2 separate regions of the Homo sapiens genome follow, and region 2 is linked to region 1. The links are chromatin loops, found by intact Hi-C in ENCODE. Cell type or tissue: OCI-LY7. All regions are shown on one strand. Each heading gives the region's core, and the rest is flanking DNA. Links, peaks and the distances in the headings are about the cores only. Region 1 overlaps PRDM2 (PR/SET domain 2). Region 2 overlaps PRDM2 (PR/SET domain 2).

What was found. A loop is a pair of places that touch in the nucleus more often than their neighbours do. Peaks named below come from ENCODE experiments on the same cell type or tissue, not always from the same donor. Only the 100,000 strongest peaks of a DNase experiment are listed, where the experiment ranks them.
Region 2: it touches region 1 in a loop (5-fold over the local background); 28 of 110 quality-filtered maps call a loop at or near these places.

Annotation. Positions count from the first base shown.
Region 1 is chr1:13,800,699-13,815,769 of GRCh38, forward strand. The region is part of intron 8 of PRDM2 (PR/SET domain 2); the gene reads left to right. Among named protein-coding and RNA genes, the nearest start is that of PRDM2, 110 kb to the left of the region's middle. RefSeq lists enhancers at 1,053-1,826, 2,600-3,373, 3,374-4,146, 13,178-13,227 and a silencer at 10,681-10,730. In OCI-LY7, for the core only: CTCF peaks have their summits at 6,712, 9,235 (motif pointing left), 10,686 (motif pointing left) and 10,885; DNase peaks (open chromatin) are centred at 6,693, 9,263 and 10,683.
Region 2 is chr1:13,747,041-13,762,111 of GRCh38, forward strand. It overlaps PRDM2 (PR/SET domain 2), which reads left to right. Exons shown (of 10, transcript NM_001393986.1): 6 at 2,321-2,447. Among named protein-coding and RNA genes, the nearest start is that of PRDM2, 54 kb to the left of the region's middle. RefSeq lists silencers at 2,009-2,398, 2,300-2,518, 2,469-2,778 and an enhancer at 3,029-3,078. In OCI-LY7, for the core only: no CTCF peak of the experiment used is centred there; DNase peaks (open chromatin) are centred at 4,731 and 7,092; H3K4me3 peaks cover 3,240 bases; H3K27ac peaks cover 1,914 bases.

The DNA of each region.
Region 1 (15,071 bases), core at 3,303-11,302:
CATCCCTCTATTTCTAATTAAGAAATGCTTAAATGTACCCATACTGACTCCCTGCTTTGAGTGACCAGCTGCTGGGCCGGCTCTCACTGAAGGAGGGTTGGGGGGGGTCTCCTCTCATAAGAGCCTCTCTGGATTGAACTCCATTGAGCTCCTGCTCTGTTCCAGGCACCATGCAGGCAGAGTTGGGAATGCTTCCCCAGCTATACGAAGTTGGCGTTAGGCCCGTTTCATAAAGGAAACTGTACTGAGGGGGCAGGTGACCCGCTCAGGCTGCTGGTGGTGGAGTTAGGACTGTCAGACTCTAAACCTCATGCTCTCTGCCTCTCCAGGAGCACCAGGTCAAACCAGATGGGTCAAAAGCCTCCACGTACCTAGTGTTCCAGTAGTGCCCCCTGGGGCTGGAGAGGAGGCCGTGGTGGGGAGGGCACTGCAGGCAGGGGCATCGACGTGAGCGAGGACTGAAGTGACATCCTATGGAGGGGGCAAGGGGAGGGTTCAGGCCAGGGCCCTTCTGTGCAGGAGGCCACTCTCCTGGAACTAAGTAGGGATAGGCTTTGACAAAGCCATCCCTTGCAGAATTCCCCTTGTGCGTTCACAGCGTATGTTTGCTTGGCTCAGCACTGTAACCCACAGTAACTGGCAGAGTGAGCGGTCAGTGGCTATCAGATAACTAAGGGAAATATGTTTGGGGTAGATGACAACCTGTCTCCTCTTCTTAGGAATTTACACTGCCTGTCAGCACATGAAAGGCTCAGAAATTGTGCAGAGACACGCCCGTTTGGTTTCACAAGCCTGTGCACTGGAGGTAAATGGCTCGGGCTTCCATCCCAGTTCTGCCGCCTGCCAGCTGTGTGTTCTTGGGCAAGTTGCCTAACTTCTCTGTGCCTTAGTTCCTCATCTGTAAAATGCACTAGTGCCCGTCTCCTAAAGTTCTTGGGAAGATTAAATTCATTATTCCATAACAAACACTTAGCACAGTGCTTGGAACACAGTAAGCAGGAAATGTTAGCTGCAATTATGCAAATGATTATGAGGACAAATACAGCGTCTGCGGGAACCAGTTCCACTGAACCTGGTTTCGGGAAATGCTGGTAACATGGAAGAAACACTGGGAGAGTTTTCATTCCACATGCGCCACCTGGCCGTCATTCTGTGGTCTCCCCAAATAGTGCCTGGCTGGGCTGGGTGTCTGTTTGAGCAGTTCTCAAACTAAATGGAGTGCAGGATCCTGGGAAGGTCTGAGCAGCCCAGGGTGGGGCCAGACAGCCAGGATCAGAGTCATCTGACACCTGCAGGCCTCCGTAGGCTCCTCGTGTGTAAGGTAGATTGAGCTGTCCCGTCCTGGCCACCTTACAGCCTGTTTGAGGACTTTGGGGATCACGAGCAGAAAGGTAGAAGGCACAAGAGCAGACTTTACTATTCAACCCCGGACCCTGGGCACATTCTGAGGATGAGACCTCCAGCTCCACAGGCCATGGTGCCCTTGGCCTTTGGGCAGCGTCATCCCCGTGTTGAACAACACCCGTTCAGGCACCAAGTGAGCGTGCCTTTCCCATGACAGTGCCAGCCCTGCATCTGGGACGCCCTGTCAGCCAGGCACACCCAGGCCTCCCAAGACAAGCTGGTTTTGACCTCTTGGGTAGCAAAGAACCCCAAGCTCCCACAGGCTTCTTGAGCATCGAGGCAGGAGCAGAGGGCGCCACAGGGAGCAGCTGCCTCTCATTGTTAGCATCCCTGGACCGGTTCCGGGTCGTCCAGTGTGGGCATCAGGCATCATGTTCTAGAAATTCTGGGTCCAGGGCAGATGCCACATGAGGCTTCTGAGACTCTCAGTCCCAGCAACTCCAAACCACACACGGGGTGAGCTCTTCTTTTCTTGGTCCTTGGGGTTTATGTAATCCCTTTGACTTCTTTGACCTAGATCATCTTTAAAAGATGGAACAGTGGCAATAATGAAGCTTTAGTGTCCTTACAGAATCTTACCATCTAAAAAGGGCTCTTCTGCTGGATCTCATAAGGGACCATCATCTCTTGCTTCCCAAGTTGGGAATCTGCTTTTTATATGTTCATCAGTCTTCACACACTTTGTGTTCGTGTTTTCTTTTTGGCTTCCCTCCTACTCTTAGAAGTTGCCTTTTGAAGAAAGCAATATGTTTCAGCTCCACAGGAGAGGAAAGAAGGGACAGGATTTGGGGCAGCCTAGAACCAGGTGGCTGCAGGGGAGCGTGTGATGGGAGGTGTGAAGGCAGAGGAGGGAGGAAGCTGTGAAGCTGGAGGAACCGCTCCTCCACCCTGCTGGGCTTCTCTCACCCGGGCTGGTCGTGTCACGGGCAGTGACGGTGTTTCCAGCCGAGGTGACATTCTCCAGACTTGAACCCCTGTGCTGAATGGAGTGGGGAAGGTGGGCTGGGGAGGCCTGAGGGCTGTAGGGTTAGGTTCACAGAACTGTCGTAAAAATGGGGACCTTGTCCCCTGGTTTGGGCGGGACCTTGGCAATGAGAGAAACCGTATAGGAAGCCACGCTGGGAGGATTTGGTTCTTGAGCAGCATGGACAGGCACATTTCAGGGTTGAACCGCACCAGGAGCCTGGCTTTGCCATCCATTTGTTCAGGAAACGTTCTCTGAGCACCAGCCTTTGCTAGGCCCCGTGGCAGGTTCGATGGGTGAGAAGTGAATAGACTCCAACCGTGCTCTCCTGGTGCTCCCAGTCCAGTGGGGGAGCCAGGTGGGTAGAGCCAGTTACAGAGATCTGAGTGCCCTCAGCGAGTCCTCGGGGGCTTCAACTACCCTTCTTCCCATCATCAATGTCCCCAAATAAGCAGTGAGCCTAGTCCTGTCTCCTCACTGCTCCCAAGAACAACCTGGAGTATGACTGTGAGCGAGTGCCTTGCTCGCTCTCCTCGGTTTCCTCGTCTGTAAGGGAAGGGCTGATCCCTGTGGCCTCTGGGGTCCCCTGCACTTCTCGGGTCTTGGCAGCAAAAGAGGCAGCCACAGCCGGGGGCTTTCCCCGCGGGCAGGTTCTCCGGGCCGAGGTCACTGCAGGCCAGGCCGGGCCAGCCTCCCTATCAACTGGGTCATGTGTTACGAGCTTCTCACATGCTGGGTATTTAGAGTTCAACCCAAACAGGTTTGGGGAATTCATGGCCTCTGAGGACCTCAGAACCTGGCTTAGAAGCTCCACAAAGCAGGGGCGTGATTGATCTTTTGGGAGCGTGGAGGCCACATTGGGGGCTCAGCAGTGGGCCCATGGCCTCCCTCAGGGCTGATGAGATGGAAGAAAAATGTGTCTGCTGAGGCCGACTTCAGCCCTGAAATCAGATCTGGGTGTGAATCTTCCCTCCCTTTGTCCTTCTATTCACACCTCTTAAGTACACGAGTTACTTAACCTCTCTGTGTTGCTGTCCCCTCTGCCATAAAAAGGGTATAACAGCCCATCTGCTGGGACTAAAGGGAGGATGACATGAAGACAGCGCATGGGCCAGTGTGTACTAATTCCTCATGGTCAACTGTGTTGTCCCCACTGTCCCCACCGGCTGTACTCAAGGGCTCTGTCTCACCTGAAGGCACCGCAGCGACTCCTTGGGCTGGTGGTGTCAAACCTTTACCCCTGCCCCCCAAGGCCTACGTTCATTCTCTCCCCTTCGGCCCCCTCATTTGGAGACTGTCTACAGAACTTCATCAAGCAGCAGCTCCTCTCCAGGCTTCAGAACGGGCCCCTGCTGGCCACTGCAGCCTAGCATGCTGCCCACACTTGAGACGCCGCTAAAGGTGTCCCCCAGCCCCATGCTCTTGCGGCGTCTGCATGCAGATGCCTCTCCCAGGGATCTTCTTAAACTGCAAATTCTGACTTGGAGTGGGTGGGAGCTGAGAGTCTGCATTACCAACAAGCTCCGGGGGGGGAAATGATGCCGCTGGTCTGGGGACCACATTTTGAGTACAAGGATCTAGACCAGTGGCCTGCAAAGACACCTTTTAAAATTCCCAATGCCTGGGCTGTACCTGAAACCAACGAAATCAGAACTTGTTGGGATAGAAAGCAGGCATCAGGATCGGTTTAGTATCCCCAGGGGATTGCAGTGAACACCCGAGTTTGAGATTCTCTGTTCCAGTGCCCTCTGAGCAAAGGTGGGTCCAGCCCAAAACAGACTGCCAGAGTCTTGAGTGGTCAATGCAGCTGCTCTATGGGCAAAGGCTCACCCCCACCTGGCTTTGGGATATTGGAAACAACTCTTCAATCCTCACTACTATGGGGACTGTGTCAGGGAGTGGGGCATGGGCTTTGGTGTCAAATGGTCCTGGATTCAAATCTTGGCTGCTTCTCTACTTGGCCGAGGGAACTTGAGTGTCCAGCTTCTTTATTTCTCTGAGCCTCAGAACCCTCCTCTGTAAAACCAGGACCATCACAGGCCCAGCCTTACAGGACTGCTGGGAATTTGAGGAGCTCCCAAAAACTACCCAAAGTAGCTCCTGGTGTATAGAAAGTGCTCAGTGGATGATGCGATGATGTTTTTTTCCCCCTTGCCTGACATCCTCATTTTACAGGCAAGACTTCTATGGCTCAGCGAGGTAGAGGCATTTTCCAGCGGCTACACAGCAAGTCCGTAATGGAGCTAGGATTCCAGCTCTGGGCTCTGGAATCCCCACCCCATCCTCCTTTGGGTTCCTGCCCTGCTTCTTTCTTCTCTGTCTTCTCAGCCCTTCCCCCAGGCTGGGGGCTTCATTTGAATGGGCAGGGGCTTCCTGAAGCACGTGGGCCTTCCCACTTGGGGAAGGTGGGTCCTGCAGTGGATGTCGACTGTTCCTGGAGGTGGCTGAGGGCCGATGGCTCCCACAGCTCCCACCTGTGGGCCCTCACCCAGCCCCCAGGGAATATCAGCATCATCACAGGCTTGTCTTACCTTTGCACCATCTCCCCACCCTCTGCCTTTCCCCTACCTTCAGCAAAAGTGCAGAATATCAGACACTGACTTCAAATGAATTGCACTCTGAGAATTTAGAGAGTTGTGTAAGACTTCTGCGGCCAGCGATGTGGCCTAACCAGCTTTCTGTATGGCTGTCCCAGGAGATCCCTCCTGAAGACTGTGAGAAAAAGGTGCAAGGAGGGACCAGGGCAGGCAGAGATCCCAGCCCAGGATGCCCATGGCGGTCTGGCAGGGAGCTTGGAAGAGCACCGTGGCCACGTGGGGACCCTGGAGCCCTGGAGAGCCCATGTCCTCTGAAAGCCGGCAGCTCCTTCCCTCCCAAACTCCTTTCCCTCCACCCTTCTTGAAGCGTCCTCTGGGTTCCTGCCTCCAGTGTCTCTTCTCCCCTTCTCTCTTGAACTCACTTTCAGGGTTTTGGCTCTTCTTGAGGAGCCATCAAACCAAGGTTATCAGCAGCCCCCAGGATGCTCAATGCAGTGGTTGGTTTCCAGTCCCATCTCCCTTGGCCCATCTGCGGCAGTGGACGCTGTTAATCCTTCTCTTCCTTGAAATACTCTCCACCTGGACACCGCCCTCTCCCAGTCTCTGCACATTACCAGCTGCTCCCCCGCATCCCGCCTCCATCCCTGGGCTCTGTCCCCCGCATCCCGCCTCCATCCCTGGGCTCTGTCCCCTCGCTCCGTCTCCGCTCCCCCTTGGTGATCTCATCCAGTCACATGCGTTAAATACCACCTGGATGCTGACCAATCCCGGGTTTCCACCCTCATCAGAATCTCCATTCAGCCGCCCACCTGACATCTCCCTTGGGTGTCTAGATTCAAATTTAATCTTTCCAAAATGAAACTGTCTCTCCATGAAGCCTCCCTCTCCTGCTGTCCTCCCTATGTGGGATGAATGGAAACGGTCCTGCTTGGAGTCCAGCTACCAGCTAGACTCCAACCTCTTCCTCCATCCCCACATCCAGCTCATCAGCAGATCCCCAAACTCACCCGGAATCCACAGCTTCTCTCAGCTCAGCCTCCTCAGCTGACCTGAGGTCCAGGCCACCATCATCTCCCTGGATGGTGGCAGTCACCTCCTTGCTGGTGTCCCCAGTTCCTTCCCTGTCAACCCACGGTCTGTGCCCAGCACAGCAGCCACTTTGGGTCATGATATTCCTCTGCCCAGAAGGACAACTGACTGACACCTCACTTGAAGGCCTATGAGACCCTCCCCTCTGCCCACATCACCTCAGACATTCCTGGTGGGTCTCACCTCAGGGCCTTTGCACTTCCTGTCCCCACTTCCTGGAACGCACAAGGCGTAGTATCCGGACCGATTGATCCCCCCACCCCAGGTCGTAGCCCACACACTGCCGTTTCCCATGTCACCTTTCCCTGTCTTCTCCTCCACTCTGACCTTCACTCCTGTTTCTTCAGTTTCATTTTCTCTTGTATATTTCAGTGTGTCTGGATTTCTCCCTTATCCAAAACCACTGGGGGCTGAATAAGAATGTGGTCATTTGGGAGCCAGGAGGCCTGAGTCTTGGCCTCGTACGGGCATCAAACTCCTTCTGAAATGAGTATCTTTCCTCTCTAGGCTACACTAAGTGACATGTAAAACTATGCTATATGTAGAGAACTTGACTTGTTTTATTCACTAAAACTCCTGTTGGCAAAGCACCTGGCACAGAATAGACACACCGTTCACCTGACAAATAGTAGATGACTGCTACTGTATGCCAGCCAGCGGCTGGGGTGCTGGAGGTGCCTCCGTGACAAACCAGCCTCCAATGCGCCCCCTCATGGAGCCTGCTAGACAGACAGTAAACAATAACCAGTAAACGCAGCTCTGTTGATGGGGATAAGCACAACTCAGAAAGTAAAAGGGAGTCGAGATGGGGAGTATCAGGGGGATTTGTGATTTCAAATAAAGTGGTTAAGCGAGGCTCACTGGGAATGAGACATTTGAACAGAAACTTGAAAGGGGGCCTGGGAGTGAGCCACAAGACCACCTGGGGGAAGAGTGTTCCAGGAACAGCCTGTGCCGAGTCCCTGAGGCAAGAATGGGCCACTGGAAATCTGAATGACTGAATGAAAGAATGAATGCATCCTTGAGGCCAGGAACAGAGCAGATGTTCTATTTCTAGACATGTTCTATTAGACGTTCTATTGTATAGATAATGCCCTTGCATTGTCTTCAGACTAGCAAGGAATTCTGACAAGTAAGAAATTAGGATCCCCAGGAGACGATGCTCTGAGGCACCATTTCTGAGCCTTCCTATGAGCCGGGAGTGGACCAGGTGTTTGAGGTCTGCCCTCTGCCCAATCCTTCCCCGTCCATACAGATTGGATGGTGTATGACATCCCCCTGTGCTTTCAAAGTCCATTAGTTTTTGTTCTAAGTAAAATGTCCAGAAATTTCCCTCCTAGAGTAGGCAGTAGAGCACACTTTGCCAGAGGCCAGACACTTCTGGGCAAAGCCTGTGTGGGGCACACAGCAGGTTCCTCCCAACCCTGCTACTATGTTTAAAATGTTCAACCACTGTGTATGAAAATCTTACCAAGGTAATGCTACACTCCCCTGCTTTCTAAAAACAGTTGATGCTGGGCCGGGCGCGGTGGCTCACGCCTGTAATCCCCACACTTTGGGAGGCCGAGGCGGGCGGATCACGAGGTCAGGAGATCGAGACCATCCTGGCTAACATGGTGAAACCCCATCTCTACTAAAAATACAAAAAATTAGCCGGGCGTGGTGGCGGGCTGAGGCAGGAGAATGGCGTGAACACGGGAGGTGGAGCTTGCAGTGAGTGGAGATCGCACCACTGCACTCCAGCCTGGGCGACAGAGTGAGACTCTGTCTCAAAAAAAAAAAAAAAAAAAACAGTTGATGCTGAACTTGTTCAACCCTTTCTTGATGTCTAGGATTGAGGACTACGTATCTCATTCATTTTGCCGGGATTTTATGGAGGAGCATCTTGGGGAGCATAGTAAGTCCATTTTCCCTCCCCTGCACTGAACAGATTTCTTGGTGTCTGAGAACAGCTGTGCAGTGGGAATATCACAGAGTCTTGAATTGCTCATTTCTTCCTTCCTTACATGTTGAGGGTCTATTATTCACTCACGCACAGTTAGGTACTAAGAATACAATGATGAACAAAACTCAACCACGCTCTGCCATCAGAGACCTTACGGCCCCCTGGGGAGACCTGCCTTTATCAGACAGTCGCAGATGCATGAGAAACTGCCCGTGTGGGGGCCGGTGTGGGAACCTGACCAGGGCCATGTTGCCTCAAGAGGGCGACCACAGAAGCATCTCCAGAGCAGTGGTTCTCAACCCAGCTGCATGTTGGAATCACTGAAGAGCTTAAAAATACCATTGCCCAATCCTGCCCCAGAGATCCTGATGTCATGTCCTGGCATGCAGCCCAGGCCTCTCTGGGTGAATCTAGTGAGGAGCCGAGGCTACAGGCCACTGGGAAATGGGGTCTACCCAGATTAGCTGGAGTAAACAAGAACAGAAGGGGAGAGATGGGCTGGGAGGGCAGTGCAGGCTGGACTTGATGTATCAAGGAACTTGGACTGCGTCCTGGGAGCCATGGGGTTTTGACAGGTTGCAGCAGGGGCGTGTCGTGGTCCGTTTTGCCTTTTGGGAAGACCGTCACACTTCTGTGGAACAGATGGGAGGGGAGCCAGTGTGGAAGTGAGAAGTCCAGTGAGGAAGGCGCCTTGCAGGACTCCAGGCGAGAGGTGGTCCCCGACAGTGGTAGAAGAGGAAGGAAGGCGGACTCGATGGAGCCAGTGGCAGGTGACGTGTAGCAGGAGAGAGTGACGGAGGGACCGTGTTGAGTCTCAGGTCTCTGGCTTTCAGGGCACAAATGCAGTGCTGTTCACCAAGAACAGGAGCAGGGTGGAGTGGCAGGCGTGAGGTGGGGTCATAATTTAAGTTCAGGAACTGATTTAAGGGGCCTTCTAGATGTCCAAGAGATGTCACGTCAGTGCGTGAATGGAGTTCAAAGGCCAGATGTGGGCTGGGCGTGGGTGCCGGTGAGTCATCTGTGTGAGGCTGGCCGTGGACGCCAAAGCCACGGATGCATCGCCTAGGGAGGGAGTCACCTGCAGAGATGACAGGCTGTGGTCCAGACCCCGTGTTCAGATCCTAATCTCACCAAGCATGACTCTGGGCAAGTTGTCTTAACAAAATTTGGGCTGCCATAACAGAATACCATGGACTAGGCGGCTTAAATGACAGAAATTTTTTTTTCACAGTTCTGGAGACTGGAAGTTCAAGATTAGGGTACCAGCATGGTTTGGTTCTGGTCGAGGCTCTCTTCCTGGTTCACAGACTGCCACCTTCTGTCTGTGTCCTCACATGACCTTTTTCGAGCACACGCATCTTCTTACAAGGCACAAGCACTAATCCCGTCATGAATGTCCCATCCTCATGACCTCATTAAACCCAGTCACTTCCTGAAGGTCCCACCTCTAAATACAATCACATTGGGGGTTAGGGCTTCAGCATATGAATGGGGTGCAGGGGACACAAAGGTTCCATCTATAACAGTTAACCTCTCTCAAGTTTGTCGACCTCTCAGGTTCCCCAAGGACGAAATTAAGCATGCATGGAACCCGGGACATCATGGCACATACATGGCCTGGCACATAGTATTTCCCTACCCTTGAACTTGCCCTCCTTTCCCGCTTCCAGGGAAGTGTCTGCTGTCTGCTACAGACTCTGTATTTGCCTCAATCTAACAGCTCTTTTCTTCCTCTTCTATTCATTTTGCTGCTTCTGATTGGCTGTGGACTTGTAAGCCATCGGCCGTATTCGTTTGAATTGTGTGTACAGTAAGAACAGCGTGCACTGAACGTGAAAGCTTGAGTTCTTTTTTCTTTTCTTTTTTTTTTGTTTTGAGATGGAGTCTCACTCTGTCACCCAGGCTGGAGTGCAGTGGCACGATCTCGGCTCACTGAAAGCTCTGCCTCTGGGGTTCACACCATTCTCCTGCCTCAGCCTCCCAAGTAGCTGGGACTACAGGCGCCCGCCACCACACCCGGCTAATTTTTTGTATTTTTAGTAGAGACGGGGTTTCACTGTGTTAGCAAGGATGGTCTCGATCTCTTGACCTCGTGATCCGCCCGCCTCGGCCTCCCAAAGCACTGGGATTACAGGCGTGAGCCACCGCACCTGGCTGAAAGCTTGAGTTCTGTGTGACTTTGTGCTCCTTAGGGACAGGCTGCAGGCCCAGGCATGAATTTTAGTGCCTGCATGCAGTGAGCTTCTGTCAGAGTTTACAGATCTGGGCCAGGCGTGGTGGCTCATGCTTATAATCCCAGCACTTTGGGAGGCCGAGGTGGGTGGATCACCTGAGGTGAGGAGTTGAGACCAGCCTGGCCAACATGGTGAAACCCCGTCTCTACTAAAAATACAAAAATTAGCCGGGCATGGTGGCAGGTGCCTGTAGTCCCAGGTACTCAGGAGGCTGAGGCGGGAGAATCGCTTGAACCTGGGAGGTGGAGATTGCAGTGAGCCAAGAAAGCACGACTGCACTCCAGCCTGAGCGACAGAGTGAGACTCTGTCTCAAAAGAAAAAAAAAGAGTTTACAGATCAGTGGGCACTGGTTGTGGATGGCTCAGACTTTCTACAACGTTCTAGGCTGTTCTCTGGATTGTGAAGGTTAAGGGGCCTCTGGATAAGTGAGGCAATGGCTCGTTAACGCTTACTTGCACAGTGACCATGCCATCACCATAACCCACAGGAAGCATCCTGTGACACTGTGCTCGCCCCCTGCTGGCTGATGGGGCATCCCCTTGTAACTGGAGGCAGTGCTGGGAGCGCACAGGCTGTCCTTGTGCCAGAGACTCTGGGCTCTGCCATCCCTGGACAGGGGCCGGGCCTGGGGAGGGTGTGTGGTCCTGAGACCATGTTTCCTCCACCTGCAAACCAGGGGCATCCCTCATGGCTGCCTCCACCCACCCACCCAATATTTCCTGTACCAGGTCCTGTGCCTGGGGACACAGGGGATTCCACTGTCAGCAAGACTCAGTCCCTGCCCTCAAAGACATCCTCTTCTAGTGTTGAAGGAGTAAGCAACTCGACAGGCAAGGTGATTGCTGTGGGAAAAGCTGTGAGCAAAAGGCCCAGAAAGTCACAGAAAGACAGAAGGAAGACAGAAGGGAACTCCAAAGGCTATGGGAACAGGGCTGGGGTTGCCACTAAGGTGGGGAGGTCAGAGAAGGCCTCTTTCAGGAGACACTTAAGCTGAGACCCACAAGGTGGGAGGGAGCTGTGGGCAGAGGAGGGCAGGGCAGGGGAAAGCCAGGCAGGGAGCAACCAGGTAAGAAGAGCTTGGCCTGGCTGAGAGACAAGTGCACAGGGTGAACACAGAGTGCGTGAGGGGACTGGGAGGGTCGCAAGCAGGTGCACAGCACTCTGTGTGGGAAGGCTTGGGCCACTTTTGCACTGGGCAGTGATGTGGTCCAGTGTCGTGGTCATGTCCGGTGGTCCTTATAAAGGCCTCTCTTGTTGCTTAGTGGAGAATGGATTGGTGGTGGGGGGGAGGGTGCAGCGTCGAAGTGGGGACAGTGCAGTGGCAATTGCCACAGTCCCCGTGGAAGGTGTTGATGCCACAGGTTGTGCTGGGTGGTGGCAATGGGAGTGGAGAGAGGTGTGTGGACCTGGAGGCAGAATTAAGGGACCCGGAGATGGATCAGCTTTAGGGTAAGCACAGCGGGGGGTCTCACAGGCCCCATGATCACAGCACACTGCTCGATGGTGTGCCTGCTTCAAATGTGTGTGGTTTCTAGGTCTATGGCCAATCCGAAGCAGCAAAATGAATAGAAGAGGAAGAAAAGGGCTATTGGGCTTTAGTTGTAACAACAACACGTTTGGCAGTGCCATTTCCTGAGAAGAGTGACAAGAGTCCAGTGTGGCTGGAGCCTGGTAGGGGCGGGAGCAAGGTGGGACCCTAGCATGTCCCACTTTGCCGTGTTAAAGTGAGATGCTCATTAGACATCCAAGTGGAGGGGCCCGGCAGGCAGTGGGTGTGCGGGTCTGGAGCCCTGCCCAGGAGTTTGAGCCAAAAGTCTGACCGAAGTGTTGACACAGAAGTCTTACCTGACATTCAGTCTTTAAGGACCAGTCAGGACCCTGGCTCACCTCCTGCTCCGATGCTTCCTGGGGTCACACCCACTAGGAGCATCTCACATGTGCTGGATTCTTCCCAGAAAGCAAAGTGCTCTCAATCCTGGTCACCAAAATGCTTCCAGCCCTGCTCTCTGTTGGCAGGCTGGCAGGGACTGTCTCCATTTTACAGAGGGGGAAACCGAGGCTCCGAGGCCGAGCGACAGGGAGTGGCTTACCCTGGGCCATACAGTCAATGAGAATGAGGATTATTAGAGGCCACCCCCAGGTCTCCAGCGGCCATACTGCATCCTCCTGGGGTGATGACTTCTCCATATGAGTCCACCAACCGCAACTGCTGCAGTCACGACACTGTGCTGATACCTACTGGAGTGCCAGGATGCCCTGCACGGAGACCTTTCTCCAAAGTTAATCATTACTGTAACCCCAAACTGGTCTTCCCGATTTGCAGAAGATCAACCTGGAACTCAGACAGGTCCATGACTCACTGAGGTCACACAGCTAGTGGGTGGGAACCAAGAATCATGAGGCTCTGCGCTAACTGCTACTGTGCCCTGGAGAAGCACCCAATTCCGGAGCCTTGGTCCTCGGTATTTAACATCTCGGGGTTGGGGGCACTGTGCTCTCATGAGTTCTTTGACAGTGAAGCACTTCTTGATCAGGAAGGACAGTCCCCCACGACATCCTGTCCCCGTCCTAACAGGAAACACCCAATTAGTGACCTGGTGTTTCTTCAAAATGGTGGCCTAAGGAGCTGAAAGCCCAGGGCTCTGCTCGCCTGGGAAAGTCTCCATATCCGTCTGAGCCTCAGTTTTCTCATCCGTGAAAGGGGTATAAAAGCACTTGTTCTTCCTACCTCCTGGGCTGCTGGGAGGGTTCAGAGAGAAAACTGAGAAAGTCCTTGGGAGTCATGGAGGCCATGTTCATGTTGGCTGCCGTGGTCCTCCATTAGGCCAGGCAGTGGATGAGGGGTAGCAGAGGGGCCTCTGCCTTCAGGGGTTTTGCCCCCGACCTACTCGTTCCACCCAGATGGACGCCCTGAGCCGGGGAGGAGGCGCGCCCCCTGGTGGAGACGCTATGGTTGCTGCATCCGCAGGAGCCCAGGCGGAAGAGATGCTAAAGGGAGCGGAGACACACTGGCTGGCTAGAGAGGCCTGGGAGGTCGGGGTGTTATTTTTGTGTGATTGATCTGGCTTTTGGATACTTAACAGCAGAGAAAGGGAGAAGCTGGATACTGATGATGCAGGGCTTGTCTGTCTCCAAAGCTTCTGCTGGTCTTGCTACACCACTGTAGACATTTCCCTGGGAAGGGGGACATCGTAGGGAGGGGACCTGCTCTTTGCCAGCTCTGTTTCTTATTGCCCAACAGGACACAGGAGTCCATGTCTCCAGCAGCCTCCCAGCTGGCTGTCTCCTCCCAGGTTGGGTCTCCTGGGGCACCAGCCAGCTAGAATGGGGTTGGCGGGGGTGGCCACTAGCTGCCTTGGTGGCCCGTCAGGAGCACAGTTGTATGAAGCATGGGTCCTCCGTTTCCTCCTTAACTCTTGCACAGGCGAGTAGACTGAGCTGACCGTGGGCCTTGGCTGCACAGCGCAGGGGAGGAATTCAAACAGGGGCAGCCCTGACCTTGACAGAGAGCCAGGCCCTTGGGGGAGGCTCACTCGTGACAACAGCAGGTCTCTTAGTCTTGTCTAAGGCTTTTCTCCAGCACCTTCTACATTTGCTTGTCTGTTGATGCATTTGCTTATTTTAATATTGATTGAGGGCTCCCTTGCCAACATTGACACTGTCAGCATTTGGGGCTGGTTAAACCTTTGTTGCGGGGGCCTGTCCTGGGCACTGTAGGAGGTTTGGCAGCACCCCTGGCCTTACCTTCCAGATGCCGGTAGCAGCACCCTTCCCTCAGGTATGAAAGCCAACGATGTCTCCACACATTACCAAGTGTGTACCCTGATTGAGAACCACTCATGTGAGCTCTACCATGTGCCAGCTTTGAGCTGGACTCCATTCCCGCCTCCTGTTCCCGCAGGCAGAGCTGGCTCTGCAAACACCTGGAGCAGGTAGGGTTCCGGGCGTGTTTGTCCCTCCTGCTTTCCTACCTGCCTGGCCTCCCACCTCCTCTGACCTGGGCCGCCTTGTCCAGAGGCCTCCCTCACTTTCCATTCTTCCATCTAGAGAGGTAGACAGGTGACAGGCTCTTTGTGCCTCAGTTTCCTCATCTGTAAATTAGGGATAATAACAGTATCCACCTGGGTAGGTTTTGTGAAGAGTTAGATTGTTTGTGTATGGAAAATACCTAGCACAGTTCTGGACATGCAGTGAGCCTGTATGTATCACTCTTACTCAGTGGATGTTTGTTTGTTTGTTTATTTATTTATTTGAGATGGAGTCTTGCTCTGTTGCCCAGGCTGGTGTACAATGGAACAATCTCGGCTCACTGCAACCTCTGCCTCCCGGGTTCAAGCGATTCTCCTGCCTCAGCCTCCTGAGTAGCTGTGATTACAGGCATCCACCACCACGCCTGGACAATTTTTTTTTTGTATTTTTAGTAGAGACAGGGTTTCACCATGTTCGCCAGGCTGGTCTTGAACTCCTGACCTCAGGTGATCCACCCGCCTCAGCCTCCCAAAGTGCTGGGATTACAGGCATGAGCCACCGCACCTGGCCGGATGTTTATTTTTATTGTGCCAAGCTGGGGATGCAACAATGAACAGGACAAAGATCCTGACCTTGGGATCTCAGAGCTCATGAGAAAGGCAGACACCTTATTCTGGGCTTTTAATTCAGGTGGGATGGGGACACCTAAGGGGCCTGTTGGAGGAACACCCCACCCAGGAGTTAAAGAAGGAAAGCTTCCTGGAGGAGGTAGCATCCCAGCTGGGCTATGAAAGAGAAGTACGAGTTAGCTGAGTGACGAAAGGAGAGGACTAATGGTGTGAGTTATCTATCTTTTAAATAAATTTTTTAAAAGCCCTTCTGAAAAAATCAAATCCCATTTACTGGGGGCGGTGGTTGGGGGTGCTTT
Region 2 (15,071 bases), core at 3,227-11,226, 54 kb before region 1:
TTAACTTCACCAAGTTGCTAGTTCAGTTAGCACTTCACTGACAACTGCAGTGGAGTGAACAGGGAAACTTAAGCTCTTATTCTTAGAGGTATCTTGAAAATGTCCGGTGGTATCTTCTAGCCAGTTCTCTGGTTATACCATTTCAGTGGGGGAATATATGGGGAATACATTTGTCTTCACTCCTTCCCATGCTCTTTTTTGCATTGGTTTGAAGACTTTTCATATTTCTGAGAACTCTAGTCATTTCAAATATTAGTTGATACCACTTCAATATGTGACTTATAACAAAAAAATAGAGAAAGTATACATTTGGAATTTACACAATCTAGAAACAGTTTACTTTAACATAAGCCTGTTCTTTCAACAGATTAGTTCATCAGAATGCCAAAAGGCGTTCTTGATGGCTGTTTTAATTTATTAATATATATTAAAGTAAGTTTTTTGGTTAGATTTAACTGGTTCAAGAAGGGAAATCATGTATTGGTTCAAAAATAAGAAAAAGGCAGATTTTAGCCTTCTTAGGGGTGGGTGAGAGCCAAGGAAACAGCTGCCTTGTTTTAATTTAAAGAATTTAGAATATTTTTAAATTTGGACTGTGTAGACAGTGAGAGTTCTGCAGAGAATTAAACGAAGTAATATTCACTTTTGGGGGCTTTATCTAGACTAGAAGGTATGTTGAAGTGAGGAACTATTTTGTTTCTAAACCGTAGGTGGAATCTCCCTCCCCGCAAAAAAAAAAAAAAAAAAAAGAAACAAAAAACAAAAAGGATCACTCTCTTGGATAACCATTGTGCAATGATCCAAATCAGGAAGCTAACAGCAACACATTATTTTACTAGCTAATATGTACACCTTACTCAGGTTCTGTCAATTGTTCCAATCATGTCTTTGTAGGAAAAGAAAACGTTTCCACATTCAGTTGTTATGTCTTATGTGTTTGGCTGGTACCTTAGTCTTTGTCTTTTATAACCTTTCAGTTTTGAGAACTGGTTGGTTATTTTGTAGAATGTCCCAGAGTTTGAGCTTCTCTTATGGTTTCATCATGATTAGATTCGACGTATGCATTTTGGGCAGAAATCTACCAGAAGTGATGCTCTGTTTTCTGTGCATCGTATCAGGAGACATATGATGTTGGTATGTCTTATTACAAAAGTGTTGTTTTTTTTCTTTTGTAATTAATAAATATTTTATGGGGAGATATTCTGAGGCTATGTGTTTTGTTACTCCTCAAACTTTTACCTACTTTTAGCATCCATTTATGATTCTTGCCTGAATTAATCATTACTGTGATGATTGCCAAATGGCGCTTTTCTAATTCCAACATTTCTTTTTTACTGATTAGTTGGGATCTCCTTTAAGGAAGAGCTTTCCTTTTTATTTACTTGTTCATTCCTTCCTTTCTTCATTCATTCACATGAGGCTGGACTCACGGATTCTCATTTTATTCAGTGGGTTTTAGATAGAATTTTACTTGTATTGATACCCTTGTAACTTTTTTAACAGATCATTTGTTGTGAGAGAAACCAATAGGCTGTTTCCCCAAATTCTAGGGGTGTGAACTTTGCACTCAGTGGATCTTTTCTTCGGGATCTTGTTCTGGGTGGAATCAATTTGATGGTGGCCCTCACTACTTCCAGTCATACGTGGCTTAAGAATGTGATGGTTTAGGAGCATAATACATGGGAGATACTTCCTGCTGTATTTAAAAGTTAAAATGTGGAAGTTTGATGTCCGGTCCGAAGGGCGAGGCACGGACCTCCCTGGACCAGAGCAGGTTGGTGGCCCCGGGCGGCCTCCCGTTGGCGGCTCTGGGATAGAAACCGCGGCGCATTTGTAAGTGCTTGCGCGTGGTTCCTCCTCGTTGTCCTGTTGAAGTTGCTCTTGGTCTGGAACGCGCGCTAGTCGTTGTCTTTCAGCACTCCGCTTTCCACACCGCACGCTTTTCAGTTATGCTTTACATTTCTCCTCGACTTAGATTTCGTGAGCAAAATGGGCCCATGTTTTATTTTTTCTCGTGCGTGGGCCGTCGTGAGGCTTTAAACAGGAAACTGGGACAGCACCCGGGCTCCGCTACCCGTCACCGGGCCTTCCGCGCCCCTCGCCCCACGCCGCGGGTGCGGTCCTCCCTCCAGCAGAGGGTTCCGGGCGCCGGCGCGGCCCGCACGGGGCCGGGAGCCCTTCCTGCCGGCCGGGTGCGCGCGGCGCCGCCGACAGCTGTTTGCCATCGGCGCCGCTCCCGCCCGCGTCCCGGTGCGCGCCCCGCCCCCGCCAACAACCGCCGCTCTGATTGGCCCGGCGCTTGTCTCTTCTCTCCCCGCAGCCAATCGCGCCGGGCGAGGAGCTCCTGGTCTGGTACAATGGGGAAGACAACCCTGAGATAGCAGCTGCGATTGAGGAAGAGCGAGCCAGCGCCCGGAGCAAGCGGAGCTCCCCCAAGAGCCGGAAAGGTAGGAGCCCCCCGGCCCGCCCGCCCGGCCCCGGCGCCACGCCCGCCCAGGACGCCGCCCTGCCGCCCTCGCTGCTGCTGGCCCGACCGCGAGGCGGGTCGCGGGCTCGGGCGGCGGCGCCCGCGGCATCTCGGTGACCTTTTCCGGACTCGGCCCTGCCCCGGCCCCGCTCCCGCCCTGCGGTCCCGCTCGGGCCCTGCGATCGCTGCCCTCCCGCCCTGCCGACCCGGCCCCGCTGCTGAATCACGGCCGCCGCGCGCTCGGGCTGTTTCTTAACTTGTGACTTAGCTCCTGGGCGGCAGAAAGTGCGCGGACGGCGTTCCGGGGCCGGACGTTCCCCCGCTGGCACCCCAAGCCGCGCTCCGCAGCCGCGCGCACGGCGGGCGCCCGAGCTTTCTCGCGGCTAGCTTGACAGCCCCGGCTCCGCAGACTCGGGCCCGCCGCGCAGGACGCGGGCCGCGTCGGTCGCGGAGTCGGGGTGTGGGAGTGGGGGAGGCAGAGACAGTGAGAGACAGAGACAGGAGGCGGCGGGGAGGGCAGGGAGACTGCGGGTGCGGTGGGCTTCCGAAAGGATGCCCAGGGGGATGTGGAAGTTAGAGAGCGTGTTGTTTTGTCGTTTTGACTCAATTCTCATAGTTTTACGACTTCTGATGATTTCGAACAAAAGGTAAAGTGTAGTCACACTTAAAAAGGGAGGGGATAATTTCTGGGTAGGAAAATAGTTTGGTTGGCTGTATCATATTTCCAGTGGGCATACTGACACGTTGGGGCTTTTTTTTTTAATGAAGAATTTTAATGTGAATTGGGGAATAGTTCATAGATCCCAGTTTGAAAATATGCCAAGGCACAGTATGGTTAGTTTCTTATTGATACAAATACAGGTTTGTGTTTTTTGTTTTTTTGTTTTTTTGTTTTTTTTTTGCTCTCCTTAGGTCTTAAGTAGATTTCTTTTTAGTCATCTGAACGAACGAGTCCATCCTTTATCCAGAACATTGCAAAGTGAGTTGTGGAAGTCATACTGTAAATAAAATCATATCGTAAACTCGATTTGGGAAAATGTTAAAATCGGCATTAAGGAATGTAGGCAAGAAGTCTGTTCTGATTTTTCAAGTATGTATTCTTTGTATGTCACCACAAAATGGAAATAGAATTAATTCCCCCGTGAAACAGTTAGTAGGCCTATTACTGAATATGCATTGTCTATTTATTGAATGTGATGTAGTCACTGCTTCAGAGCATTAAATGCTTTTGATCCTGAATCAGACGATCAGAGTCTAGAAAATTCCCAGTTTTTTTTTTTTTTAACTTTTAACTGAGTTCTGGGATTTTATTGCTATTAGGCTTAGTGCTTAACTGTTTGTAGTGAAAACTTTTTATGTAATTCAACTTGTTTCTTTATTTAGTATTCATTTTGTTTATAACTAATGTTACCAGCCTTCCGGGTAAGTTATTTGTAGGGGGCTGGAGATGGGGAGGACAGTACCCTCTTTACTGTGCCACTAATCATAACTAACTCCTGTACTTAAATAGATTTGTAGTTTAATAGCAACCTTACTTTAACGCTTTTCTCTGTTTGGCATACTTTAGTGTGCATGTTTAGAACATATGTCATTACTCTTTTGCTTTTTTGTTTATCTGTTTATTTTTCTCTTGGTTGGATTTGGGGAAAAACTTGAACATATACTTTTTGTTTTATTAGTGATATATGAACTTAATAGCTGCATTTTTATACCTGCGTAGACTGTTGGTGTTTCGTATTAAATAGTTCATATTTCTTATTATCCTATTATTTTGTACTACTCTGGGCAGCCTATAACCCAGAATCCTAGGTTTTAATTAATTAAAAGACTTATGTTTATGCAGAGCTCTCTGTTGGAACTTACAGTCTGTTTTTAACAGCTTACTGGTTAAAGAGACCTATTTGCTCTTTAAGACTTAAACTTTGGAGAGTTTAAGTAATGAGTCAAACCTTTTTTACTTTTAAATTAAATACTCAGTTAAAACCAATTTATAGCTTGCAAAGACCTGAAATGGAGTCTTTTTTTTTTTTTTTAATTAACTCAGTTCTGTTTAGGTCTTATGTGTGACCTCAAACATTTAAATAATATCTTTTCAGGCAGTGATGTCAGAGAGTGAATCAACATAAATGTCATTCAGAGGCAGTGTTAACTTAGTATTGCTGAAAGCCGCATGTTGAATACATAGAGCCGACAGGTAGATTGACAGTGGGCTTGACTTCATTTTCGTTATGAGACAGAGAGAAAAACAAAGGGCTGAATTCTTCATAGTTCTGGACCTCAGCTCCTTTGCGTGACAGCTGCTATACTTACAGCTGTGCATTGCATGTGGTGCCTTTCAGAATTCATCAGATCGCTGGTGGATCATAAGGCGTGTTTGGGTAGAGCAAAGCCCTGATTTCTTTATATACAAAGTAGTGGCCCCTTCTCTCTCCCCTCATCACCTTTCTTCTCTCCTCCCCTCCCCTCCCCTCCCCATATTCATTCATTCATCTAATGTTTATTGAGCCCCTGCTGTGTACTAGGCACTCTGCTGGGTTGTAGCACACAGTGATGAGCAAAAAAGCAGCGGCGACTCTTCTTATGGCGCCGACAAACGTTAAATCAGTAAATAGCTGATCAGTGCCTAGACAGTTGGCATGTAGTAGGCCCTCAATAAATATTCATTGATTGGCAATGACTCACACAAATGTGTTAGGAAGGAAAAGAATGCAGTGCTATGAGAACACAGTTCATATTGTCTGCGACCTTGGAGCGTGCATTTTTGCCATGGGCCAAAGATGGATATACATCAGCATTTTAAACTGGACTTTAATTTGGATTCCCAGATTTGTAATTGAGCTTCACTTTTTACATATCTGAGCAGCCTCTGTAAAATGGAAAATAAGTTCCTTAGATGGAATAGATTAATCTTTCAGGTAGAGAGCAAGGAGGGTTTTTAGTGTCAGGTGTTTCAGGCTATTTTAATGTGAACCACAGAAAAATTATAATTATAAAATAGCATAGAAACGGTCAAATTTAGAAGTATTTCTCATCTTCTTGATTTCTGTCCCCTGTTTGTTTTGGTGAGAAATGAGAAATTGAATTTGCTTGTTAGCAGTAAGCAATGACTGTTGGCAAATGCTCTTCCAGAGTGTAGATTATAATAGCAGAGTGTTTTCCCTGCTCTCTCAGTTACATAAGAGCCTTAACCTGAAGTTCTTTTACCTGGAGAAACAACAGTGGCTTTCTACAAATGGGCTTAGTGGAAGGAATGAAAAAGACGGGATGCCTGGGCGTTTACCAGGTGTGCGATCTTGGACAGCTCATGTCACCTTTCTGAGATGAAGTTTCCCTAGCCTTAAAAATGAATATCATCATATCGATGATGCTTGTGCCACCTAACCTCACAAAGTTGTCAAGAGCAAGTGAGATAATAGAAACATGCTCTGTGAAGCTGTGGGCTCTTGGGAACTGTAAGTACCACTCCTTAGAACATGGCTGGCGTTTACTTCCCTGCTACTTGCGGAGGAACTACTGAGTTGGTGACTCATTTAATCAATGGGGATTTATGGAGCACCTGTGTAAGCCCAAAATAAGCACTGGGTCTCTTCTTTCCCTCTTCCCTCCTACGTCACAGCCTCATTCTGTGCTGATTCACCCTTATTTTAGGTTCTAACCTATTGACCTCGCTGTTCACAGCAAATTAAGAGAGAAGAGTTTATAGCGGCAAGAAGTTTTTATACCTGAAAGCTGGATAGTGAAGAAGACAGAAAGTTTATTACAAAATCGGTAATGAATTATAAAGAACAAGTTCCTTAAGGTCAGTTAGTAGGTTCAGATAGTCCTTCCTAAAAACCGTCAGTAGTGCCTGAGAATATCAGCTATAGCTTATAAGTATTTATCTCAGCGACTCTTAGTCACCACAGAACAGTTAAATTATAATCAGCTTAGCAAAGTAATATTTTATCTGTCTCTACGATCAGAATTGTTTAAATTAAAAACCTTGGTACTGTGACGACACTCAAGTTTTTTGAAATTGTACATATTTGAAATTCTTCTCTAAAGGTGCGAAATAACAAGCCTTTAGAAACTTAAAATATAGGGAGGTAAGACAGCCACATGCAAAGATAACTCAGTCTAAGGTAGTCTAAAAAAAGTGCAACACGGATGGTATAGGCAGTAAGGACTATTGACCCTCCCTAAGAGAAGGAAAAAGGGATGCTGAGCTGGGCTGGGCTGGCTAGGGAGCCTTTATGTAGAAAGAGTGGCAGGATGGGGATGTTTCAGAAGAGAGAGAGGAAGGAGGAGGACATCAAGAGGAACCTTGGGGACTGAGAAGTTGTGACTGTGTGGATGGTCTTCCCTTCTGTTACTTAACAAGTATTCCTTGCATCTGTGTCAGGCACTATTCTGGGTGCTGGAGTTTCAGCAAAGAACTAAAATGACAAGGGTCCCTGTTCACATGGAATCACATTCTGGAGAGTGGGGAGTACAGGCCAACAGATGAAGTAGGTAAACCTTGTCATGTCAGTAGTGTTTTGCAGGGTGGGTGGAGGAGGTATGGCCTGACTGTAGGTGGGAGATCAGGGGTGACCATTCTGAGGTTGTGACATAAGTGACACAGGAAGTTCTAGGGGCTGAGGTCTCCAGGAAGAGGGACCTAGTTCTATTAGCAGTTCTACTCATGTAGAAACCTACATGAGTATTTTTGGATTATGAAACTCAGTTCTGCAAATGGACATATATTGGCCCTTTTTCTGCCAGGCGCTGCACCAAGTGGCTGGGTTGGTTGGTGGGGGAGATGAGAGAGATGACTACAGCAGGCAGCATCCTCCTCCAGTGCGGAGTCTCCAGTCCGTTTCATGACAGCCACGCACAGGTCAGACTTAGTGGGTGTTCTGGTTGATGTGGGAGAGAAGGAAAAGGACACTTTCCAAAATTGGATAACTTGTCCAAGATCACCCTACCAATGAGTGTCACAGTCAGAATTTGAACCAGTTTTCCCATGCCTTTTCTTCTACATAATGTGGAGCTTTTTGTCCACTCCTACATGCAGTTGACAACAACAGAAGTGACAGCATTGGTTCCATTTAAAGTTGAACTTAGAGAATACATTTAATAAAAGCAGAGAGTGGACGGGCTTCCGTGGAGTTTGATCTCCTAACCTTTCGTAGCAGCCAGCAGCTCTGTTTCAGGCTCTAAGCTGAATGACAGAGGCCTGGCTGTGGTGTCTGAGGATGATGGTAGATGGGCCCTATGCCTACTGGGTGCCTGGTGGGCAGGTCCTGTGCCCACTGACTTATAGGGCACTGGCCTGTGGTTCCTGTTTGCAGGTGCTGGAGCAGGATGTGGAGTGCTTGGACATGGCAGTATTCCTGTGTCTGGCTTTTTGCTGGCAAGCTTGTGGCATGAGACACAAATGAGCTGTTTCTGGGTTGGTCAGTCTTGGAGGGGCCTGTCTCTGCTGTAGCTTTCTGGCTGCCTCCTAGCTGAGGGTGCCTTTGCTGAGCATTGAATGTCCCGTCTCTGGTGGTTGCCTGCCAGGATGAACTCTGCTGCTGTTATGGTGGCGGTCTGTTTTTAAAAGCTCAGTACGGTTTTAATTAGTAGTTTTTCAACAGTAGGAGTTCGGGAATTATAAAAAATTTGCAGTTCTGCTGCTGCTACTGAATTGCTCCAAATTTAGATGAAAATGTTGGTCAGTATTTTCGTTTTGTGCCTTTGATTCTTATGTCTATCCTTGTTTACAGGGAAATTATGTGGATTAACGTAAATTTTTCAAAGCATTTTGCAAATTTTTTAGCTGTATTTTAGTGGGTGGATTTGCAAAAATCCTAACATATGCCATGATTAAAAAGTTTTAAATATCATAATTGAGTGTATTGGGAACCATGCTGTGCCCTATTTTTAGGTGGTTATTTTGGTTCTCTTGTCCATATGTAAATTGGAAGGTAAGACTTGCCTAATACAGAAATAAAGTTCGATTATGATTAAATTTTCTAAACTATATAAAAGAGGTAACAAGATCCTTATAGTTAGTTCAAAATACTTTAGTTGATTTTTACAAATCCACTTATAATTTGAAAGTAAAAAACCTAATTTCCTGTGTTTTCCTTAAATATGAACACTAGGTTATTTTTCTAAATGATGAATTTTTATTGTTTTTTTTTAAACTCGTTCAGTGTTTTTTTTTCCCTAGACAATTTCATGTTCCAGTTTACAGATAGCTGTTACGACATTCAAACCTAATGTTCGTGGGAGCATTATAGAGAGGAGGGTGTAGTTATTTTATTTTTCAATAAAATAACTTTTAAAGTTTATTTATTTTGTAGAGACAGGGTCTTTCTGTGTTGCCCAGGTTGGACTCGAACTCCTGAGCTCAAGCTGTCTCCCTGCCTTAGCCTCCCTAATAGCTGGTATTACAGGCTTGTACAGGGTGTAGCTTTGTATTTAAAGTTGCCTCTAAAGAATTGAGGAATTGGAGGCTGGGCGCAATGGCTCACACCTGTAATCCCAGCGCTTTGGGAGGCTGAGGCGGGTGGATCACAAGGTCAGGAGATCGAGACCATCCTGGCTAACATGGTGAAACCCTGTCTCTTCTAAAAAAAAAAAAAAAATACAAAAAAATTAGCTGGGCGTGGTGGCGGGCGCCTGTAGTCCCAGCTACTCCGGAGGCTGAGGCAGGAGAATGGCGTGAACCCGGGAGGCAGAGCTTGTAGTGAGCCGAGATTGCGCCACAGCACTCCAGCCTGGGCAACAGAGCGAGACTCCTTCTCAAAAAAAAAAAAAAAAAGAATTGAGGGCTTGGATAAATATCCCAAGAACACCATTGTGGAGGTTAAAAATAGACTTTTCTTTTAGTTAAATGTTGTATGGTGAACTGAAGCTGAAGTTTCAGGTAGACTGGCATGGTACTTTGTTGGCATTCAGATGGCTTGTTTATATTTCACATGCTGCCAAGTACAGGCCTGAAGTTTTATTTTGACCATCCATCTGGCTCAGAGTGTTTTATTAATATTCCTAATTTGGTTGAAATAGTTTAGAGGAGCTGAATGACATGGAGAAACAAAAGTTACTTGAAAATGCTATTCTCTAAGTGAAAAAGAGAAATACTGCAAGTAGCTGTTTTTCTTTTTGCCACCCAGATTAAACCAGTTTTCATACATTACAAGAGTTCTTGGATGAATTCATTTATTACAATGTATTTTGATGTGGACATATGTCATGACTTGACACTTATTTGCACATCATGTCATTATGCCATGAATTGCTCACTTCTGTTGATGGTGACAATGACAGCAGTTACACTCGTTTCTAGCATTATGTTGGTTGCTCTGTGTATACCATAGCTAATCCTCCCAATAATCCTGCGAAGTTGAGATCCATATCCTCATTTGTAGAAGAGGAAACTGATGCTCCGAGGGGTTATGTGCTTTGGCCGAGTTCACACAGGTCCTAAATAAAAGGCTCTGTCTGTCTAAATCCAGTTTTTATGCATGATGTTTCTAAGTAGGACAGTTATACTGTATAAATTGCAGTGTTTTATTTGCTTTACTAACTAGCCAAGGTGAATTTTCACTGCTCACTGTAAGAAGTGCCCACTTTAATTCTAAATACCAAGACTATGATTAAGTGAAGTGTTTGGTGTAGGAGAGACCAGTCATGGTGACACCTTCAGCTGTTTTTGCTTTGGAGATTTATGGATTGCATAGGTATATTGTATTCCTTCAAACACCCCAAATAGTTTTTAAAAACACAGATTGCATTTTTACTGCTTTCTAGCTATTGTCTTTCAAGTGTTTTTTAAATGACATATTTGTTGGTTTAAGTTTCTAATGAATATTTTCTTTCTCTTAGGTTTTATATTATTTTGGCATTAGTTTTGAAACCAAAAGAGCACAGTAAGACATTGCTTTTGCCTAACTCCCTCTGCAGTGCAGAGGATCGAGTTTAGGATTATAGAGCTCTTTCATTTTGTCTTATTGATGAGAAGCTTTAGCTGTCAGCTCTGCAGCACTGGTCTTGTGTTGAGACTGGGTTAACAGTCTGGTTGTTCCACCAATAAAAATACACATTTTAAAGTTTTCTTAAGCTGAATGTTATATAGACAATGAACATGCTTTTTAATTAATGTGTAGTCTAAAGATTAATTACAGAAACTGTAAGTGCAATTCTGATTTGTTTGTGGATATAATTGAGTTACATCATGCTTGTTAGTCTTTTCAGCTTTAGGTGGTGACATTTTGTTTTTTATTTGTTTTGCCAAAATGTTTATTTGCAGAGGTGGATAGCTTTTTTTTTTTTTTTTTTTTTTAACTTTCATTTAAGAGGAATGCACATGAACTATTTGAAGCAGTACCTTCCTAAGAGGTTTTGTTTGCTGATAAAGCTTTCCTATTCTAGCTGCTTGACTCATACCAGAGGAGAAGCATTAAAGAAGACCAGAAGGTGAAAAGAGTCACCCTAACCTATCCATGTGTGCTCTTGAATTTTCCTAAGGAGGGGCACGCGTTGATTTCCTCATTGTCTTTATCCCACAATAGATTCTTAGAATATGTATGTCTATATAAAATTTTTAAAACTGCTTGAGTTTGTAGCCAAATGTAATGTGGCTTTTTCTACTTGGAACTTTTACTGAGAGTACTTTATTTGATTGTTAAGACTTAGTAAGTCGTAGCCAGGCGCGGTGGCTCACACCTGTAATCCCAGCACTTTGAGAGGCAGAGGTGGGTGGATCGCCTGAGGTCAGGAGTTTGAGAACAGCCTGGACAACATGGTAAAACCCCGTCTCTACTAAAAATACAAAAATTAGCTGGGCGTGGTGGTGGCTGGAGCCTGTAATACTAGCTACTCGGGAGGCTGAGGCACAAGAATCGCTTGAACTTGGGAGGCGGAGGTTGCAGTGAGCCGAGATCGCACCACTGCACTCCAGCCTGGGCAGCAGAGTGAGACTTTGTCTCAAAAAAAAAAAAAAAAAAAGTAAGTAGTTAACACCCGCCCCAACCACCCAAACATACTGTAGGCAAGGCAGAACTACAGTTTGTAATCTATGCTTTCAATTTTCAAAGGTCTTTAGCATTTTTCTTTCTGTTCTAACCTGTTCTCTGAAAAATAGGAGAAGGTAACTTTGTTTAAAAGGTTAAAACTTGGTGCGTATATTAAGAAAATATCCTAAGGGATTCTGGGTAAGAGACTAGAAAATTCTCAGTGTTCTGGAGCATTTATTGTAGCTGCTTGCTATTCCTGCTTCTGTGGCCATGATCCTGAAATTTAAAAATATTTTGATGAAAGTTTTAATAATCTAGTCAACGTGTAGTTATTTTAGATGCTTATATATTAAAAGTACATACCATTTTTTATTTTTAATAGACTATTTGAATAGTTTCAGAGGCAAGAGATTTATTCTAATGAATAAGATAATGATACTGTGTGTGTGGTATATAAAAATAACAGTTTATAAGATAAGAATATAACATCTAAAATACTGCTAATTTGATACTTTTCATGACTTTCAATTTTATATGTTCTTGTTAGTTTAATCAGTGTCTGAATGATGAAAAACTAATTTCACTCTTAGTGAATTAGCTGTCTGTTACCAGTTATGGAGAGTAGCAAAGGATTGGCCGGTTAAAAAGAAAACTAATTCAGCATTGCTTAGGCTAAAATTCCCCTACCCTTTTTTTTTTTTTTTTTAAATGAAAACTACAGCGATAAACAATCTTTTTTCTTGTATTTATAAACCTACCTCTTGGGGCAGTCTTTTGTAGATTTCCTGAAACACCACATGCCAGAAAAATGAAGGCAAACTGGTTTGTTCACCCATGTTTAGAACCCCAAGACGGAATTATGTGCAATGTTTGAAGTTGCAATGCCGTTTAGAATGGGCAACAATGCAGTTTCTGAGCCTTTTGTTATTCTTTTTACCATTTGGCCTCTCAGGTTCAGTTTTCATTCTGTTGCCAGTTTGAGATGTAGGATATGCCTTTCTGGTTCTGTTGGCTACATTTTTGTCTTTCATGTTTGGGATTATCAGAGCCTGCTTCTCTGGAATAAAGAGATTACTGGCCATAAGCAGAATGTCTAAGGGCCTGTGAGAAATGAGAGTTCCTACTGTCCACCTCTTGTCTTGGTGCTTTTGCCATGACGATGTTAATGTTGGTCATAGCTGGGTCCCAAGTCTTCTAATCTTCTGTAGCAGGTTTACGCTGTGGGCAGCACCATGATGATAATAGTTGTAGTTTTGATCTTTTATATGTGGAACAATCTCCTTGACTGTTTACACACGATGGACTGTAATTTTTGTAGGATTAGCACTAATGTTGAAATTATAATTTCCCTTTGATATCCAAGAAAATAAGGAAAAAGTATCAATAATAATAATAAATATCATATGTTGTCAGTGGTCTCAATCTTGGATTTTTGGACCAGGGGTTTAAGATTCCAAATCTACTTGATTTTAGGAATTTTGTTAATTGCTAAAGGTGTGATCCACAGTGTCCTTCCCTTGTTAGGTGGGTCATGGGCTTGTTTGATAAGATCAAATTTGAGTGGTAAGCTTAATACCTATTTTTAGTTATTATAAATCCAGGAATTCAGGATAGAAGATAATGTAAATTACTGTTTGTATGCCAAGATAAAATTTGGGGTTGTAGTAGAGTGCAGAAAATATTAAATCAAGAAAAAGTGATACTTACTCAATTTCTGTCTGACCCTTTTAAGTTTTAAAGACAGGATCCTATAAATCTCATGGGTGATTGTCAGAAAGTACATGGAATTGGTGAACTTTGTTTTCATAGCAAATGATTCTTGTGCTTCCCCCTACCTTCAGTTTCTATGCTAAGCACATTAAAAAAAAAACCTGCCTAAAAATTTTTTTTAGTGGGTGGGAATATACTGCTTGGGCTTCAGTGTTGCTTTTGCATTAGATGCAGATTGATCAGTACTTTGAAAATGGATAGCTTGTTTAAAATGAGCCTGGAGTGTGCGTGTATGTTGGCTGGAGGGGAGAGGGGGAAAGTTGCTGACCCAGCTATACCTTGAGTGTTAGGAGATGTGCAGCATGCAGAATTTATTGTGATACACCAGAACATAGCTTTGGAATTAAGAGACCAGATTCACATACCAGCTGCACCAGTTAATTGCATTGTGACTTCGGATGGGTTACTCTCCATGTTTTGGTCCTTAATTTTTCTGTCTATAAAATGGGAATATGAGCTACCTACCCTACAAGGTTGCTGTGAGCATTAAGTGAGAACATTATAGGAACATTCCTGGCACACCAACCTTTGGTTCATCCCATTGTAATGGTGGGCACCAGCAAAATACATTCTGTGGTAACTGCCGTTCTCTGGCCGGTTGGCACACTTCTAAAAAAAAAAAAAAATGAGCAGTTTCACCATCTTGTGTAACAAGTTCTCTTAAAATCCATATATTTTCCTTTTGCATCGTGGAGTGAATTAAGTGGGTTTCAAATTAGTTAAGAGTAAAGGGCCTGTTTGGATCTGCACCTAAATAGCTACATCGTGGCACTAAGGAATTCTTCATGTGCAAGAAACCTGCTTCTCTCTTAAAAGCTGTCTTGTTTCACTGTTAACCAAACGAGGACACCTGTGGTGACATAGGTTGGTGCATTAGGTAACTCTTGGAATTTGATTTGTTCCATTTGCCTGGGCAGAAGCAAACACGTCTCACTGTTTGCTCGTCTTACCTTTATGTGGTCCAAAGCACTCATGACAGTTATAAGAGGATTTTATGTGAATGAATTTTTCTTAACATTTTCTTAGGTATTAAATTATCAGACAGCCCTGAAAGTAATTGTGTGGGAGCAGTTTCAGGGCTGTATATGACAAATTTTTTTTTACAGTCTTTCTGGGTGTGAAATCAGGAAAAAAACAAATGGACGAAAGGACAGTTTTCTTAGAAGGTGCTAATTAATTTGACGATACCAGTTTTCCGGGAAGAAATGTCCCGATGATCTGTGCAGCATCTTGACTGGGCTTTCTGAGGAGTTGGAGTTCTTTTTCAGCAGTCGCACAGGTACATTCCTTCTGTTGATACACAATGCTTGTACAAACTCACAGCTTAACTTTGTAATAACACAGGAGTCCCTGACCCCCAGTGTTGTCTACCAAATGTTGTGTTTACGTCCGTTTGTGACTGGGGAGAAGGGCCTTAGGTGTTACTTGATACTCAGAAGTCTCCTCTCCGAAAGATTAAGAACCACCACAGTGAACCAGTATGTTCAGTTTTCAAACTCAAGCAGAGACAGTTAGGAGCAATAAAATCAGTAGGTTACAGACTTTAAAAATGAAATACACTCACAGCTTACACTGTTAGAGCATTAGTATATACTGATGTGGACATGAGTGAGTGAGTGACAGAATTCTCTCTAACTTCTGTCTTCATTGGACTTGTACATTTTTATAATAATATCTGGGTGGGATCCTGTGAATCAGCGGAGAACAAATGAACAAAACAAATGGATGAATTAGGAATTGTTAGTGGAAGCAGAACGCCATTGTCTTCATATGAAGGAACATATGCCGACAATTTAGATTTGTAGGCGTGCACTTTCTGTAATTTGTTTAGTAGCATCTGTGGATACTCCTTACAATCGATTCCATTT